6 separate regions of the Homo sapiens genome follow, and all the other regions are linked to region 1. Evidence: chromatin contacts called from ENCODE Hi-C or POLR2A ChIA-PET data. All regions are on one chromosome and are shown on one strand. The core of a region is the stretch at or near the end of the contact, and the rest is flanking DNA. Distances in the headings are between cores, read along the strand shown.

Region 1 (2,700 bases), core at 199-2,698:
CCCGCCACTCCAACCGCGCCGCGGGGGCCTCCAGGCTCCCGGCGCAGACCCAGCCCGGCTGCGCCCTGCGTCACGCACGGAGACTCCTCCGCTACCGCCCCCAGCCGGGGGTCTCTCGGGCCGGAAGGATGTCACGCGCCTCCCACACCGGGGCAAGAGGCCCCGTACCCCCCAACGCGATGGAGGAAGCAATATTGAGCGCGCCCCTAGCCCCCACCCAGCACGATCCCGCTCTTGATCCCTCGCTCAGCCCTCCCCAGGGTAGCGCGTGGGCCTCTGCTCCCCACGAGAGCAGACCCAGGGCGCGCGGCCGCCCAACAGTCATCAGCCCCTCCATGTGCCGCCCCTGCAGGCGTTAACCCGCCGGCAAGGCCCCCGGAACGTTCCCTGCCCCGCGCCCGCGCTCACCGTCGAAGTCGGTGTAGACCGTGTCCTTGAGCAGCGCACCCGAACCGAAGTCGATGAGCTTGAGCTCTCCGGAGCGCAGGTCCACAAGCAGATTTTCGTCCTTAATGTCGCGGTGCACGACCCCGCAGCTGTGGCAGTGGCGCACGGCGGCCAGCACCTGCGCGAAGAAGCGGCGCGCCAGCGGCTCGTCCAGGGCGCCGCGCTCCGTGATAAAGTCGAAGAGGTCCTGCGCCGGCTCGGGCCGCTCCAGCACCAGCAGGAAGCCGTCGGGCCGCTCGAACCAGTCCAGCAGGCGGATGACGCCGCGCGCGCCGCCCGCCGCGCCCACCTTGCGCAGCAGCACCACCTCCAGGGGCACGGTCGCGCCGCCCTGGGGGACACGGCGGTCAGCAAAAGCCCCGCGCCCGCCCCCCGCCGCCGCCGCCGCCCGTGCCCCAACTTACCAGGCTGCCCCACTCGGTCACCCGCTCCTTCACCACGTGCTTCACAGCCACCTGCGGAGACGCGGGGGTCAGGCCGGGCCAAGCGAGGCGCAAGGCGCGCGAGAAACCCGGGCCCGCCCGGCGGTCCGACTCACCGGGAGCCCGTCGGCGATGCGGCTACCCGCGTAGACCGTGCCGAAGCCGCCGCTACCCAGCACGGCGCCCACCTGGTACGCCTTCTCGAAGCTCTCCTTGTCCGCCTTGGCTGCAGGGAGGCGCGGGCGGGGTTGGTGCGGCCCGGGGCGCCCCCGGTCCCCGCCCTGGCCCCGGCCCCGGCCCCGCCGGCCCCGCGCGTACCTGGCTGCAGGATCTTCACCGGGAGGTGGTCCACGCCGCCGGGCCCGCAGAGGTGCGCCAGGGAGCCGAACTTGGAGAGCAGCATCGCGGGCGACGGCCTCCCCGGAGCCCCGAGCCCCAGGCGCCGAAGCCGCGGCCGATCCGGGCGAGCGGCGCGCCGGGGACACCGGCCGTCCGAGCCCGAGGCGGTCCGCGCGGCGCAGTGGGCCCGGAAGGCCCGCGGGGACCGCGTAGACGCGCAGCAGGCGGAGCGCCTCACCCGCCCCGGCCGCCTCGCCCGGGGGTTTTGGGCCGCGGCGCCGCGTATCCCTCCGCGGGGGCGGGGCGAATCGGGACCCCGCCCCCTTCCGCCCGGGGCCCGCGAGGCGGCGGCGGCCGGGCGCTAGCTGGGGAGACGGCGGGGCAGCTTGGCGCCTGTCTTCGGGCGGGCGAGGGCCGGGTGCGGCGGGCGCGGGGCCGCTCCGGGACTCGTTTTCGTAGCGCAGCCGCGGAGGCGCACGGCGTGTCGCGTCGGTCCGCTCTCCGCGCTCACGCTCTCACTCCGCGCAGGCGCAGTGCCCGCGCGGGTGGCGGCCGTGGCGCCTCGGGCAGAACGAGGAGGGACTGCACGAGCCAATGGAAGCCGGAGTTTTTAAAGAAATCCGGCGCCCCAGCCAATGGCGGGGCGAGCCGTTTCCTGGCTCCGCCCCCAGCAGTGCCTAGGAAGGTCACCCGCCGGCCCCGAGCAGGGTTCCTGGGGGTGTGGGAGTGCGGGAGGCGACCTGCGCTTGTCCCGCGGCCTCGAGGTGACACACGCCGCCAGTCTGCGTCCCCGGCTGTCTGCGCATCCCGTCGCGCACGTGGCCGGGCGCGCGGGGAGGTAGCGCCGGCTCCTCTGGAAGCCCTCGCAGCGGCAGCGCCCCCAGCCTCGCAGCCCCGGCGGGGGCCGAGAGCGCACCTGGCTGGAGATGCTTCCTCCTCACCCTGGGCTCTGACCTCACGCCCGCAGCCCGAGGGCCCTCCCTGGTACCTCTGCCCTGCTGGCCGGTGCCTGGAGTGGCCCCGCCCGACTCCTGCCGTCTGACACGGTCCTGGCTGCCCTCCGGGCTCTCCAGCAGCTGCTGTCCACCTCCACCAGGGAGCCCACCTTGATTGCTGCGACAGCCGCACTCAAAGGCTGAACAGCCGGGGTACACATTGCCCTGGTCTGGACTTCACCCTGTCGTGCCCCTTCCCTGCTCTCTGTACAGAAGTCTGACTCACCTGTGTGGTTTGGTGCAAACCCACAGATTGCCAACATTGGTCCAAAGTCACCGGCCTGAGAGCAGCTCAGGGTTCCAGGACGTGAGTGGCCACCCGCCAGCCCCAGGGCTAGTGGGTTGAGAGTTGGGGGCCAGAGGGCCCAGGGGCTGGTCCTCTTGGCACTGCCAGGCGTTCTCAGTGGCCCTCAGGGGTCTAAATATTGTGGCAGACATCCCCGGGCGGTCTGGTGTGACCGTCAGCGCGCACACACACTTGCCTCGGAGCTTCCAGC
Region 2 (2,700 bases), core at 201-2,700, 670 kb before region 1:
TCGGAAGCTTATATACCATCTTGAGGTTACAGAAAGAACATGGGCTCAAAGTATGGCCACAGTTTATGGTGGAAAATCAGGTGACCAGTGGCAAGACCGGTTACAGGAGGGAGAGCAGAGGAGGCCTGGCTAGCAAAGGTGGCCTTGTTCTACAGATGAAACCTCACAGGTAGCAGCCCTGAGAGAGAACAGATGGTGAATGTTCCCTTCAGGCCTTTAAAGGCGTCAGACTGTTACTCTTCCCAGATCAGGCAAGGAGGGCCTCAGAGGAGGCCTGGCCGCATCAGTGTAGATTCTCTCCACAGATGCAAATCTCCCCCACAAAAGACAGCTTTTCAGCTATTCTTCTATTTCCAGTCCTTCTGAGTAACTGTCTTGAACCGTGTCAAGGAAATATATTTGGAGGTGACATATTGTGTTTTCCTTCAAGATCAAAAAGGTTAAGTCCAAGGCTGCCCAACGAGGGAGCGAGGACCCAATCACGTTGTCCTCAGATGAGTTTTTCCCCAGCAGCGTAACCCTGCAACAGGCCAGACTGGACCCCAGACACACATTCCACACCACACCACGCCTCCACCACCACACGCACACAACAGACACACCCTAAACACCAGACACACACACACACCTCAACCACCGCAAACACACATACGCCACACCTCTAACACCACACACACCCAACACCACACACATACGTGCCTCAAACACTACACACACCTCAACCACCATACACCTCAACCACACACACCCCTCAAACACCAAACACACCCCTCAACCACACACACACACCCCTCAAACACCACACACCCACCTCAAACACCACACACACATATCCCTCAAACACTACAAAAACACACACACACACCTCAAACACCACACATGCACACACACCTGAAACACCACACACCTGCCTCAAACACTCCACACACACCACACACAGACACGTACACAGCCCCCCGCACCCAGCCACAGCTTACACGCACACAGACACGCGTACGCAGGAGAAAGGGTGTCAAAGCTTTTGCTAGTCGTGAAGGAAGAGCCCGCAGTCCATGGGGCTGCACGGTTTTCCCTGCCATTTGCTCATTCACCGGGTGCCCATAACGCTCCGCGCTCAGGTCTCTTACAGGAGGGCCCGAGTCTCCCAGTACCGGAGGTCTGGGGGCGCACGAGCCGCTCCTCCTCTGGAGAAGCTCCGGACCGAGAGGACACCGGACACTGCGCAGCGCCGAGCCCCGCGCGCAGCCCGGGACGCCTCAGCCAGGGCCGACCGCGCAGAGGAAGCTCCCAGAGCCCGTTTCAAGACCGCAGCCAACAGCCTCAGGCGCACACGGCGGCCTCGGAGCGAGCACGCGCAGCAACGCCCCTCGCCCCGGCCCGCCCCCGGCCCCGCCCCCGGCCCCGCCCCCGGCCCCGCCCCGCAAGGGTCACAGGTCACGGGGCGGGGCCGAGGCGGAAGCGCCCGCAGCCCGGTACCGGCTCCTCCTGGGCTCCCTCTAGCGCCTTCCCCCCGGCCCGACTCCGCTGGTCAGCGCCAAGTGACTTACGCCCCCGACCCTGAGCCCGGACCGCTAGGCGAGGAGGATCAGATCTCCGCTCGAGAATCTGAAGGTGCCCTGGTCCTGGAGGAGTTCCGTCCCAGCCCGCGGTCTCCCGGTACTGTCGGGCCCCGGCCCTCTGGAGCTTCAGGAGGCGGCCGTCAGGGTCGGGGAGTATTTGGGTCCGGGGTCTCAGGGAAGGGCGGCGCCTGGGTCTGCGGTATCGGAAAGAGCCTGCTGGAGCCAAGTAGCCCTCCCTCTCTTGGGACAGACCCCTCGGTCCCATGTCCATGGGGGCACCGCGGTCCCTCCTCCTGGCCCTGGCTGCTGGCCTGGCCGTTGCCCGTCCGCCCAACATCGTGCTGATCTTTGCCGACGACCTCGGCTATGGGGACCTGGGCTGCTATGGGCACCCCAGCTCTACCACTCCCAACCTGGACCAGCTGGCGGCGGGAGGGCTGCGGTTCACAGACTTCTACGTGCCTGTGTCTCTGTGCACACCCTCTAGGTAAAGAGGGGGCCGCGCCTCTTCCCCGCCCCGACCCTCCATCCCTTTCCTCCCAATGGATTGCAGGGGGGCGGGAAAAACGTCTGTCTCTCTCTCTAGGGAAGGCCACATTTCTGTCTGTCTCAGGGACTCTGTGACTTGTCCCGCAGGGCCGCCCTCCTGACCGGCCGGCTCCCGGTTCGGATGGGCATGTACCCTGGCGTCCTGGTGCCCAGCTCCCGGGGGGGCCTGCCCCTGGAGGAGGTGACCGTGGCCGAAGTCCTGGCTGCCCGAGGCTACCTCACAGGAATGGCCGGCAAGTGGCACCTTGGGGTGGGGCCTGAGGGGGCCTTCCTGCCCCCCCATCAGGGCTTCCATCGATTTCTAGGCATCCCGTACTCCCACGACCAGGTAGGAACCACCCGGGCCCTCAGCCACCCTCCCACCTCCCAAAGTCCCCCAGCCCTTGATGCTCCCGCAGCCCCACCTGCCAGCCCAGCCCTCACGGCAGCTGCCCGCCTCAGGGCCCCTGCCAGAACCTGACCTGCTTCCCGCCGGCCACTCCTTGCGACGGTGGCTGTGACCAGGGCCTGGTCCCCATCCCACTGTTGGCCAACCTGTCCGTGGAGGCGCAGCCCCCCTGGCTGCCCGGACTAGAGGCCCGCTACATGGCTT
Region 3 (2,700 bases), core at 173-2,672, 510 kb before region 1:
AGCACTTTGGGAGGCCGAGATGGGCGGATCACGAGGTCAGGAGATCGAGACCATCCTGGCTAACACAGTGAAACCCTGTCGCTACTAAAAATACAAAAAATTAGCTGGGCGTGGTGGCAGGTGCTTGTAGTCCCAGCTACTCGGGAGGCTGAGGCAGGAGAATGATGTGAACCTGGGAGGCGGAGTTTGCAGTGAGCCAAGATCACGCCACTGTACTCCAGCCTGGGCGACAGAGCGAGACTCTGTCTCAAAACAAACAAACAAAAACAAACAAAAAACAAAAAACAGACCTTCGGGCTGGGGGCGGTGGCTCATGCCTGTAATCCCAGCACTTTGGGACGCCATGGTGGGTGGATGGCCTGAGGTCAGGAGTTCAAGACCAGCCTGGCCAACATGGTGAAACCCCCTCTCTACTAAAATACAAAAATTAGCCGGGCATGGTGGTGCACACCTGTAATCCCAGCTACGCGGGAAGCTGAGGCGGGAGAATTGCTTGAACCCAGGAGACGGACGTTCCAGTGAGCCAAGATGGTGTCACTGCACTTCAGCCTGGGTGACGGATTGAGACTCTGCCTCAAAAACAAAACAAAACATAACAAAAAACAGACCTTGGCCTGCTGTGCTCAGAGGGGTTTCCCTGCTGCACCAGGCTGGCTCCTGCACCTTCTCTCCCAGCATGTTCTGCTCTGGGCTCATGCTCATCCCTGAGCCACTTCAGGGGTGGCCCTGGCCAGCCCTGCCCTTGAGAGGGGTGGGCACTGTCAGGGATCCTGGGGGATGCAGCTTTCCCAGAGCCCCCTGCTCCGTGGCCTCATGTGCCTCACACGCTTAGAACATTTGCTCTTTACAGGGGGACATGAGCGTGCCGTTTTTAAGCTGTGTTAAATGTCTCACTTGGCCTAGATGGGGGCTCTTCAGCCTGGGACCCCAAGGGCAGGGCCTGAATTCTCTCTCTGTTCCCCATCGCCAGGCTGGCAGCCCCTGAGGTGATGGCCCTGCGCCTCCTCTGACTTCTAGTTTGGGGGGCCCGGTAGGCAGCGCCTAGGCTTCTCCCGCCTTTCTCCCGCTGGACAGAGAGGGGCGGGGGACGAGGAGTCTGGGGACCCGATCCCCAGATTGGGACGGCCCAGGGGTGGGGTTCGGGCTCCTGTGCGGGGAGTCCCAACGGCGAGGGCAGCTGTGGTCCTGGCCCATGCCTCCCGCCGACACCACAGCCGACCCGGGTCAGGGCGTCAGACCCGCCGGAGCCGTAGTCCAGGTGCCCGGCCCGAGGGGCGGTGCTCGGGCCCCAGAGTGGTCAGCGATGGGCGGGGCGCTGCTCTCGGGAGCCGCCCTCCCACCCTCTGGACCAATGGAGATGCGCGGTTGCAGGCCCCGCCCGCTCAGGGCTTGACGACAGCGCGCAGGCGCACGGCGCGCCCGGGCGGGCCGGCTGGCTGGGAAGATGGCGGCGGGAACCTGGGCCGCCGCCGCCGCCGCCGCCGCCGCCGCGGAGCGAACCAGGGGTGTCCGGGGTGCGCGGTCCAGGGCCGGGGCCGGGCCATGAGCGCGCCGTCCTCGAGTCCCCGAGCCGCGGAGCCCGCCCGCGCCCCTCGGGCCGCCCCGCGTCCCTCGCCATGGCGCGGCTCGCGGACTACTTCGTGCTGGTGGCGTTCGGGCCGCACCCGCGCGGTGAGTGCCGAGGCCAAGCGCTGAGGGCCGGGGGCCGAGGGTCGAGTGCTGAGGGCCAGGGGCTGGGTCTGAGGGTCGAGGGCCGGGGGCTGGGGGCCGAGGGCTGGGGGCTGGGTCGGGAGGCCGAGGACTGAGGGCCGGGCGCTGAGGGCCGAGGACCGGGGGCTGGGCGCTGAGGGCCGGGGTCGGGGGAGCCGAGGACTGAGGGCCGGGGCCGGGGGCCGGGCGGGGACTGAAGGCCAGGGCCGACCGGACAGCCCGTGGGGAGAATGGGCGTCCGCTGGGGGCGGCGTGGCCGCGCGGGCCTGGTGGCGGCAGGGAGAGAAGGCTGGGCCCGGCCTGCCCGGCCTCCTTGGGGTGGGACGGGCTCTCTCCTTGGCCAGCTGCGGGCGGCTGTGGCTCTAGTGGCTCCAGGGGCGCGGACCCGCGGCTCGCCAGCCCGCCTCTGACCTTGGTGCTCCGTCTGAAGCCCCCGGCGGTCTTGGCGGGGTGCAAAGAGGGGGTGGAGTTCGGGTTTGGTGCATGGAGAAGCGGTGTTTGATTTGAAACTGGGAGGATTTGAGGAGGAAGCGTCGAGAGTAGAGAGAAGAGCATTCCTGGCGACTCGCCTGACGGTCCAGGCCCTGCACGCCAAGCCCTGGGTGGGGTATCAGCGTGGCGGTCGGTGCCCATGCCCAGGAGGTCTGTGTGTGGGGTCAGCGCCCGTGTCTGAGAGCTCTTCAGCCCAGGAGGTAGGAGAAAACGGAGCCTGACGATGACATCAGCAACAGCCTGGAGACAGCAGCGTTGGCGAGCGTGCTTGGTGTGCCAGGCCCCGCACAGCCCTTTGTGTACATGATCTCACCTCTTCCTCCCAGCAGCCCACCGGGGTTGCCCTGGTGTTGCCCCCATCTGTAGAGAAGTTAGGCGCGGATAAGCTGACTGCCTGGCCTGAGCCGGCTCAGAGAGGCTGGGACTGGCACTCAGGCTGTCAGATCCCAGCTGCAGACTGGCAGTGTGTGGGGATGGCTGTGTGGTCAGGCAGGGGCT
Region 4 (2,700 bases), core at 57-2,556, 550 kb before region 1:
ATATTCCGGTGGTATAACTGATGGAATTCATGGATGAACTGAGTGTTAAGCATGGGGCTTCACTATAGCCACATTTAGCTTTTGCTTTTGGTTGAACAGCGGTGTCATTTTCCGAGATGGGAAAAGCTGGGGTTTAAGCAGAAAAATGAAGAGTTCCACTTTAAATATGTTAAATGAGATGTTTGCGTGACACCCACTAGATGTCAAGAGAGCAGCTGGATATGTAAAGTAGATTTGGAGGAAAGATCTAGGATGGAGCTGCAGATCTGGTAGTTGTCCTAATACAGGCAATATTTAAAATCATAGAAATAAATGACACTTCAGGGTAAATGCATCAGAAGATGACCTAGGCCCCATCCTGAGGAACTCAACACTTAGAGACTGGATAGAAAAGAAAAATCAGGCAATGAAATAGGGAAAAAAAATCCTACCACCATGTTTCAAAAAGAAAGGAGTGGCCAGTCCAACAAATGCTGACTTATGTCCCTTGGATTTGGTAGAATGGAGATCACTGCTGATCAAGACAAGAAACATTTAAGTGTCGTGGACGCCAGACTGAGCTGGGCTGAGGAGTAAAAATGAAGCGCAAATATGGAGCAGACAGCTTAACACAGGTCTAGACAGGGCTGTCAAACATGGAAGAAACACTAATCGCTAACAGGATAGAGCATGGCAATAGCTTGAAATTGGTTTGAAAATCCAAGATAAAAAATTCCTCTGACATCGTGATCCAGACCTCTCAAACACACAAGCATGCTCGCAATAACTGCAATAAAAGCAATAATGCTTTCTAGTCTATTCCACTACGTTAGAGAAACGGCTGGTCACCACCCACTCAATCATTCACGGCTCGCTGACGGGTAGAAACCTGCAATGACAGGTCCACGCTAATCCAACAAGGGATGATTTGGGGAGGCAGAGATGGAGTTTGAAAAGAAGCAGGGAGCCCGAGGACCTGCGCGGCCAGAGCGCCAGATAGCCATAGGCGTGGAGACGGTGGGGCGCCCACAGCCCCGGGCCCGGAGCCCCCGCCCCGCAGCCCCACCCGCCGGCCCACCCCGCGTCACTCCCCCGCCGCCCTTACCTCCTCCAGATACTCGCCCAGCTGGGCCGCCACGTCCACCTCCCAGTTCTTGGTGAGGTCGCGGATGGGCTGCAAGAGGTGGGCGAAGCGCGCCTCCACGTCCTCCATGTCCGGGAGGGAACGGGCGGCAAAGGGACCGCAGGGCTGCCTTCCGAGGGGTACGGCGTCCTCAGCCCGCCACTAGTTCTGGCGCCATTTTGCTGTTCCCGCCCAGGAAAATGCGTAGGCGCGGCGTCGCGCGCATGTCTATGACGTAACGTGGGCAAAAGCCAGAGAGGCGAACCCCGGCGCCGCGCAGCGGGAGCTCACCGGAAGAGTCGCGGGGCGGGGTCGAAGCCTCCGGGAGGGGGGGGTGGGCGGAGCTTTGGGCTGCCACCAGTTTGGACGGGAGGGCTTTTGGGGCCGCCGTGGGTCGGGCGGGGCGGGGTGGGGCGGGGCCTGGAGCTGCCGCGGGCGAGCGGGCCGAGGAGGCGGGGCTTGGGGGCTGCCACGGGTTGGGGGGGCGGGGCGGTGAGGAGGCGGGGCCTGGGGCAGCCGCGGGCGGGCGGACGGGCCGAGGAGGCGGGGCTTGGGGCTGCCACGGGTTGGGCGGGCGGGGCGGTGAGGAGGCGGGGCCTGGGACTGCCGCGGGCGGGCGGGCGGGCCGAGGAGGCGGGGCTTGGGGCTGCCACGGATTGGGCGGGCGGGGCGGTGAGGAGGCGGGGCCTGGGGCTGCCGCGGGCGGGCGGACGCGGAGGGCGGGCCCTGCTCTAGCGGGCCGCGTAGCGGACATGGCGGGCTCCCGGCTCCCGCGGCAGCTCTTCCTCCAGGGCGTGGCGGCCGTCTTCATGTTTGCTTTCGCTTCCCTCTACACGCAAATCCCAGGTGAAGGCACCCAGGGTGGGACACCCCCAGCCTCGGCGCGGGACCCTATGTCCTCTTTTCTCTGTGCCCGGCACTCACGCAGTCCGGGGTTGGGAGTGAGGGCCAGGCCTTGGCGTGGGGTAGGGGGCGGCGGTTCGTGTCCTGCAGGCCGCTGTGGGGGTAGGAAGGTGTGCGGTGATCCATTTCCCGTAAGGCTCTGGACTCTGACCTGGGGTGGGGGACAGAACTCTGAGAGAGGTGGGAGAGAGGCTTCCTCCCAGACCTGGTGGGACAGGTAGGAGATCGGGCTGAGACCTGGAAGAGGGCAGTGGGCTCTGCTGGGTGGGAGGCCCTGACTCAGGTAGTTGAGCAGGCCTCTAGCCCTGGGACGGGGTTTTGACAGGTCCCGACCTGGGGGACGGGCTCTGGAGGGACTGCAGACTCTGACCTAGGGATGGAGGTATCCGCATGCTCTGACCTAGGCTGGGGGATCTGCAGGCCCTGACTCAGAGGTAGTCTAGTCTGCAAGGGCTGTCCAGGGCCTGGCCATGACATGCCCTCCCACAGGCCTGTATGGCCCCGAGGGCATCCTACCTGCAAGGAGGACGCTGCGGCCTCAGGGCAAGGGGCGCTGGCAGCAGCTGTGGGAGACCCCGACGCTGCTGTGGGAAGCGCCGAGACTGGGGCTGGACACGGCCCAGGGCCTGGAGCTGCTGAGCCTGCTGGGTGCACTAGTGGCCCTGGGAGCCCTGCTGCTGAGCCCACTGCGCCAC
Region 5 (2,700 bases), core at 201-2,700, 560 kb before region 1:
CCTCTTCTGCCCGAAGTCCCTCCCTCCTTCACGGCTTCCTAACCTGCTGTGACTTTAGAGGTCAAGGCTGGCCCGGCCTGGACCTGGGGAAGCCCTCTGTGGCGTTCCTGCCCCAGACCAAGTACAAGTTCCTCCTGGCCCCATGGCGAGGTGTCGCACTTCACTCGTGTCTCTTCCCCACCCCAATCCTTCCCTGACTTCATGCTGGGGGGCTGGCAACCCAGGGTGCAGCAGGGGCTGGAGTTCGACCAAGAACCGGCTGCAGAAGGCCCCGCCATGGGGGGTCCACGCTGAGCCTCCTCTCCGCAGGTTGGCGTGGGAGCCAGCCTAGGGCTTCGGGTCGCGGCAGCGCTGACCGCCATGGACAAGCCCCTGGGTCGCTGCGTGGGCCACGCCCTGGAGGTGGAGGAGGCGCTGCTCTGCATGGACGGCGCAGGCCCGCCAGACTTAAGGGACCTGGTCACCACGCTCGGTGAGGGGGACGGGGTGTAGGGGAGCGGAGGCGGCGGGGGGTGCTTCCCGCTGGGGCCGCCCCGACCCGGCCGCGCCTAAGACCCGTCCCCGCCCGCAGGGGGCGCCCTGCTCTGGCTCAGCGGACACGCGGGGACTCAGGCCCAGGGCGCTGCCCGGGTGGCCGCGGCGCTGGACGACGGCTCGGCCCTTGGCCGCTTCGAGCGGATGCTGGCGGCGCAGGGCGTGGATCCCGGTCTGGCCCGAGCCCTGTGCTCGGGAAGTCCCGCAGAACGCCGGCAGCTGCTGCCTCGCGCCCGGGAGCAGGAGGAGCTGCTGGCGCCCGCAGATGGTGAGCGTCGGGGGAGTCCCCGTCCTTCCGCCTCCGCCATCCCCTTCCCTTCCCGAGGCCCCGCCCCTTCCCGAGCCCGCGCCTCTCAGCCCCTCTCCCCGCAGGCACCGTGGAGCTGGTCCGGGCGCTGCCGCTGGCGCTGGTGCTGCACGAGCTCGGGGCCGGGCGCAGCCGCGCTGGGGAGCCGCTCCGCCTGGGGGTGGGCGCAGAGCTGCTGGTCGACGTGGGTCAGAGGCTGCGCCGTGGTGAGCGCCGCCCCCGCCCTGCTGGCCCCGCACCCCCGCCCAGCTCCGGCCGCGCGGCCTCTAACAGCCCCTCGCTCTGCAGGGACCCCCTGGCTCCGCGTGCACCGGGACGGCCCCGCGCTCAGCGGCCCGCAGAGCCGCGCCCTGCAGGAGGCGCTCGTACTCTCCGACCGCGCGCCATTCGCCGCCCCCTCGCCCTTCGCAGAGCTCGTTCTGCCGCCGCAGCAATAAAGCTCCTTTGCCGCGAAACCTTGTCAGTGCTTGGGCGGGAGCGGAAGGATCCAGGGCTGCGGAGGCGGGGGCCGTCTCGATGAACACGTGACCCCCGGCGGGCTCCGCCTTCCGCGCACGCGCTGAGAGCCTGTCAGCGGCTGCGCCCGTGTGCGCATGCGCAGCTCCGGGGACGCCTGCGCCCTGCCTGTGAGCGTGTGGCGCCCGCTTTCCCTGAGCCGGCGGGGCAGAGCGCAGGGAGCTGGAGGTCGGCGCTTCCTCTCGTGCTTGGTCCACTGACGCGCGGCCCCGCCGCGAGGTGCGGACGCCGGGGCTGGGAGGGGAGGAGGTAGCCCTGAGGACTCGCTGGACTCCGGGGTAGTTTCCCAGCTCCGGCTACTGCGCGGGGCTGGCGGGGCACACCCCAGGGCGCGCTGGAGGCCGGAGCGAGGCTGGGGCGCCCGTGGGAGGCTCCCAGCAGGCACCGGTGTTCTCGCGGCCAAGCACAGTTATAACGCGCTCGCGCGGCGCTTCGAGTGGTCCTGGAACCTTTCTGGCCACGAGGGCGCTGGCCTTGCTGGGGAGGGCACAAACCCAGAACCGCCCGGGCGGGGGTGCAGTGAGTCCTCGGGAGGGTGCCCTCAGCAGGAGGGGGCAGTGACCGGGAGTCCTGAGACCTCCACCTAGCAAACCTTCTGCGGGGGCCCGTGGGAAAGGCTCAAAGGTCACCAACGCAAAGGCAGGGCGTCGGCTGTGAGCCCGGAGGAGCTGCTGGGAAGCCTGGATGTGAGGAGGGTGGGGTTTTGTGGCGGGTGGAAGTGTCGTGCGTCTCTGCCAGGAGAGGTTAAACACAGCCGGCGGGCAGAGTCTGAGCTCCGGGGGTAGGTCGTGCAGGTTTTCTGCTGGGAGTGTGGAGGAAGGCCGCGGTTGGTTGAAGTGGCTGGAGGTAACAGGAAAGTGTTGGAGGAATCGGTTGCTCTCGGGGATTGCAAGCCAGAGAGTTACCCACCTCCTTTTAAGAAATGGGTTTATTGCAAATAGATAACGTGGTTAGTTCAGGCAAGGCATGCACTTGGAATGCTTTCCGTCAGCAAGAGGTTCACCTTGCTGAGGTGCAGGTGCAGGGCAGGGTGCGGTGACAGGCTGGTGATCCCAGGTAGAGGACAGGAGTGACAGGTGTGGTTGCCCAGGTGTGGATGTTTGGTGGAGGTGGAGTTCTGAGCTCAGGTGAGCAGCTGCAAATGCCTGTTAAGCCTGAACGTGGGCTGGGTCCTTCAGATGGGTGGCTGGTCTCAAGTCGCAGGGGCAGCCCAGGCACTGTCCTGGGCCTTCCCTTCTGGCTCCTGACGCCTGTGCTTGTTTCCAGGAGCATCAGATCCATGCTGCTGCTGACTCGGAGCCCCACAGCTTGGCACAGGCTCTCTCAGCTCAAGCCTCGGGTCC
Region 6 (2,772 bases), core at 73-2,572, 590 kb before region 1:
CAGCCTCCTCCGGGGGCAGGGACCCCCGAGGCCTCCCTGCTCCAGCCACCCTTGGCCCCAGAGCCTTCCGTCTGAGACCCAGGCTGCAGGGCGCGGGGAGCGGGCAGCGCCGGGAGTGCGGGCTCCTGGGCGAGTGGGGGTCCTGTGGGGAGGCCGCGCGCGTGGGCGTCCAGGGCGGCGGCCCCGTCCACCGCGTCCCACACGCTCCCCGCGGCGCCCAGGCGGAGCGGGTCCAGTTTCCGGGGGCGGCGGGCTCTGTCTCCCGAGCCAGCGTCCATCCGCCGCCGCCGGCCCCGGCCTCTCCCCATCGAGCCCGAGGGCCCCGCGCCCGCCTGCCAGGGGCCAGTGTCCTGTTGCCCCGCGGGGCCTGCGGCCTGGCGAGAGGACGCCCTGACACCACCTGTCTCCGCCTCCGCTTCGCTGCCAGGGCTCCGAGGAGTGAAGTGGATCAGGAGGGGGGCGGACATCCCCCCTGCTTCGCTCCTGCCCAGGAGGGCAGTGCCTGGCCTGGGAGGCTCCTTTCCTTCCGCTCGGGGGGCCGCGGGGGTGGCACTGCCCCGTTGCTGTCCTAATGCCTCTCTGCGGGCCTCCTCGACAGCCGTCTTGAGTGGAAGCCGGGCCATGGCGGCCAGGCCCCCGCCCGGCGCTGCAGCAGGGACAGGGCTCTGCTGGCCGCGTCCTGGGGGCTCTGGTTTCCCCTGCCCTGGGCTCTGCCCCTCGCTGCCATCACTGACCTTAGACTTCGGTTGCAGGGCCAGCTCAGCTCCTCCTGCCTGATGAGGTTGAGCCCCGAGGGCTGTGGACACCGGTTCTGCCGCCTCTTGATCGTGCCCGGAGCCAAACCAGTGTAAGGCCAGCGCTGTGGCAGCCACCACAGCCAGCGCCAGGAGGGCCAGCACAGCACTATCCCAGTCATTGTCACTGTCCCAGTCCCAGCCCCAGAGGGGACCATCTGGCTCCAAGGTGCCCTGGATCATGGTTCAGGGCTGCAATAGAGGCCTGATGGCAGGCTGGCAGTGCATGCAGAGCACAGAGGCCTGGGCTGAGGCACCGGCCAGCGCCTGCCCCAAGGGCTGCCCAGTTAAGGTGGACCAGTCCTCCAGGGCCTGGGAATGGTGGGGTCTCTGCTTGCACTCAGGCCTGGGGGTGTCAGTAGGGCCTGGCTGCAGATATCAGGAGACAGCGAGGCTTATGGCAGGATAGGAGCCCAGGGTCTCTGCAAGCACCCCACCAGCTCCTGCCCTCTTCTCCTCCTCGTAGGCCCCAGGGTCCTCAGGCAGCGTTCCTGAGCTCTGTGCTGTCATCACAGCCAACCTGCTTCTGCCTGGTAGACCCTCACACCCCTAAATTTATTCCACACCCCACAGTCCCTCCTCTCAGCCTGGGCCCAGCTTCAGGGGGCTTGGCAGGGAAGGGTTACCCACAGGGAGATGTTATCTCTAGCTCTAGCAATGTGATGTGGCCCTGATGAAATCACCAGAAACCGGAGAGGCTGATTCCACTGTGGGCCAGCAGGGGAGGGGTGGGGGCCGTGCACGGGAGGGTGCAGGCTGTGCCTGACGGTGGTCTCTCAGGCTGAAGAGGGAGACCCTGGACACGGGTCCTGGCAGTGAGCATTATCATTGCAGGGGTGCTGTGGAGGTTTGTACTGGGGCACAGGGAGGGGGCATAGAGAGGAGACTGAGGCTCCCATAGCTCCTCCTCCAGCAGCTTTTGGACTCCTTACTCTGGGTTTACCAGACATGGGATAGGGTTATCAAGTCAAGAGAAAAAAAAAATTAATGGGATAAATAAAATCCAAACATATTTCTCTCTTTATGGCCAGGCTTATTTCAGCCCACCTAGACCTTCTAGGATCTCCTGGACCCCCTGCGCCCATCGAGAGTGTCTTGACTGCCCAGATGAGACTCTCACTGTGCCCCTGGAGAACCCTGAGCCCAGCCTGCCCCCTACTCCAGTTACCGCATCAGCCAGCACCTGGATCCCTTAGAAACCACCCCCCTCTGGCCCCAGGTGCTCTAATAGCCAGACTCTGGGTGTCTTCATCTCAGTCCTCAGCCTTCCCTTATCTGAGCTGAGGACTCGCCCTCGAGACCACATCCTGGCTGGTACCTCCTAGCCCTGGCTCAGGCCGGCATGTAGGTACTTCTGTTGGATGTGAGCACTTGCTTCCTGAGGGAGAAGCCTGGGCTCCTCCACCTGCTCCTTGCTTAATCCCATCTCAGGAGTGTCTCGGGCCAGGTGCCAGGTGAGGCTCAGACAAGAAAAAGAGCCTGGAGTCCCTGGGACAAAGGCAGGGCTCCCTGGAAAGTACCGTGTGTATTTTTCCTTCCTCTGGGACACAGCAGGCCTGGGGATTTCTCCCTTACTCAAGCAGCAAGGAGATGGCCTAGGAGTGTCCCTGGCACCCAGCCTGAACCCTACTGAGCCTCAGGTAACTCACCTCCCAGCTCCCCCTGGGACTATTAGATGACAGGGAGAGGGTGAGGGTGGGCCCCATGCCTTAAGGTGGACCTCAAGTTGAGGGAAGGCTTTCTAGACCGTGCCCTTATTCTCTGTCCCAGTCTCAGGCTCTGCCTCTTGGTTAAGTTTGGGGTCCAGAAACCTTCAGAGGATGGAGATGACACCCATAAATATTAGAGACTGAGTAGGGGGCGGGAAGCGGTGGCGGCAGCGCACCCCCGGGGTGCAACTGCCCTGGAACTCCAAGTGGTGGCTTCAAAACTGGATTAAAATTTATTTCCGCGAAACCCTGGAGTCACGGTCCGGCGC

Evidence for each region. Hi-C counts contacts between places; a loop is a spot of excess contacts on that map. ChIA-PET counts read pairs that join two places held with the same protein, here RNA polymerase II (POLR2A). Pooled maps may share reads with other maps.
Region 2: a pooled map shows a loop between it and region 1 (6-fold over the local background). The contact joins the promoter of ARSA here to the promoter of PIM3 in region 1. A Hi-C loop is called at or near these places in 1 of 168 maps with a recorded cell type or tissue (CD8-positive, alpha-beta T cell), 1 of 37 single-sample maps with no recorded cell type and 9 of 50 pooled maps. POLR2A ChIA-PET finds 5 or more read pairs at or near these places in 2 of 52 experiments (CD4-positive, alpha-beta T cell and activated B cell).
Region 3: a loop to region 1 is called in a pooled map, with 6 times the contacts of the local background. The contact joins the promoter of SBF1 here to the promoter of PIM3 in region 1. A Hi-C loop is called at or near these places in 1 of 37 single-sample maps with no recorded cell type and 7 of 50 pooled maps. POLR2A ChIA-PET finds 5 or more read pairs at or near these places in 2 of 52 experiments (PC-9 and Panc1).
Region 4: a map of ascending aorta shows a loop between it and region 1 (2.4-fold over the local background). The contact joins the promoter of NCAPH2 here to the promoter of PIM3 in region 1. A Hi-C loop is called at or near these places in 1 of 168 maps with a recorded cell type or tissue (ascending aorta), 1 of 37 single-sample maps with no recorded cell type and 9 of 50 pooled maps. POLR2A ChIA-PET finds 5 or more read pairs at or near these places in 1 of 52 experiments (OCI-LY7).
Region 5: a loop to region 1 is called in a map of CD8-positive, alpha-beta T cell, with 3 times the contacts of the local background. The contact joins the promoter of SCO2 here to the promoter of PIM3 in region 1. A Hi-C loop is called at or near these places in 3 of 168 maps with a recorded cell type or tissue (CD8-positive, alpha-beta T cell, GM12878 and naive thymus-derived CD4-positive, alpha-beta T cell), 12 of 37 single-sample maps with no recorded cell type and 14 of 50 pooled maps. POLR2A ChIA-PET finds 5 or more read pairs at or near these places in 2 of 52 experiments (activated B cell and activated T-cell).
Region 6: a pooled map shows a loop between it and region 1 (4-fold over the local background). The contact joins the promoter of KLHDC7B here to the promoter of PIM3 in region 1. A Hi-C loop is called at or near these places in 2 of 168 maps with a recorded cell type or tissue (GM12878 and naive thymus-derived CD4-positive, alpha-beta T cell), 11 of 37 single-sample maps with no recorded cell type and 6 of 50 pooled maps. POLR2A ChIA-PET finds 5 or more read pairs at or near these places in 4 of 52 experiments (T-cell, activated B cell, activated T-cell and 1 more).

What each region holds. Positions count from the first base shown.
Region 1 is chr22:49,959,520-49,962,219 of GRCh38, reverse strand. PIM3 (Pim-3 proto-oncogene, serine/threonine kinase) reads right to left here and starts at 1,448. Exons shown (of 6, transcript NM_001001852.4): 1 at 1,188-1,448; 2 at 986-1,095; 3 at 852-902; 4 at 409-778. The coding sequence starts at 1,272. RefSeq lists silencers at 236-285, 926-975, 1,116-1,265, 1,316-1,955, 1,996-2,275 and 2 more.
Region 2 is chr22:50,626,902-50,629,601 of GRCh38, reverse strand. It overlaps ARSA (arylsulfatase A), which reads left to right and starts at 1,450. Exons shown (of 8, transcript NM_000487.6): 1 at 1,450-2,046; 2 at 2,196-2,436; 3 at 2,550-2,700. The coding sequence starts at 1,823. RefSeq lists a silencer at 1,366-1,555 and an enhancer at 2,490-2,700.
Region 3 is chr22:50,473,757-50,476,456 of GRCh38, reverse strand. SBF1 (SET binding factor 1) reads left to right here and starts at 1,422. Exons shown (of 41, transcript NM_002972.4): 1 at 1,422-1,671. The coding sequence starts at 1,617. RefSeq lists enhancers at 260-1,169, 2,080-2,700 and silencers at 1,266-1,470, 1,051-1,510, 1,931-2,060.
Region 4 is chr22:50,506,830-50,509,529 of GRCh38, reverse strand. NCAPH2 (non-SMC condensin II complex subunit H2) reads right to left here and starts at 1,306. Exons shown (of 20, transcript NM_152299.4): 1 at 1,085-1,306. The coding sequence starts at 1,192. It overlaps LMF2 (lipase maturation factor 2), which reads left to right and starts at 1,828. Exons shown (of 14, transcript NM_033200.3): 1 at 1,828-1,948; 2 at 2,495-2,700. The coding sequence starts at 1,855. RefSeq lists silencers at 768-1,057, 1,728-1,827 and an enhancer at 2,048-2,097.
Region 5 is chr22:50,524,348-50,527,047 of GRCh38, reverse strand. It overlaps SCO2 (synthesis of cytochrome C oxidase 2), which reads left to right and starts at 1,450. Exons shown (of 2, transcript NM_005138.3): 1 at 1,450-1,576; 2 at 2,624-2,700. The coding sequence starts at 2,637. NCAPH2 (non-SMC condensin II complex subunit H2) reads right to left here. Exons shown (of 20, transcript NM_152299.4): 20 at 2,268-2,700. It overlaps TYMP (thymidine phosphorylase), which reads left to right. Exons shown (of 10, transcript NM_001953.5): 7 at 310-472; 8 at 572-802; 9 at 907-1,047; 10 at 1,130-1,296. The coding sequence ends at 1,278. RefSeq lists enhancers at 1-240, 49-348 and silencers at 439-1,268, 1,479-1,778.
Region 6 is chr22:50,544,449-50,547,220 of GRCh38, reverse strand. It overlaps KLHDC7B (kelch domain containing 7B), which reads right to left and starts at 1,322. Exons shown (of 1, transcript NM_138433.5): 1 at 1-1,322. The coding sequence starts at 977. It overlaps KLHDC7B-DT (KLHDC7B divergent transcript), which reads left to right. Exons shown (of 4, transcript NR_199716.1): 2 at 753-847; 3 at 1,826-2,434. RefSeq lists a silencer at 2,707-2,772.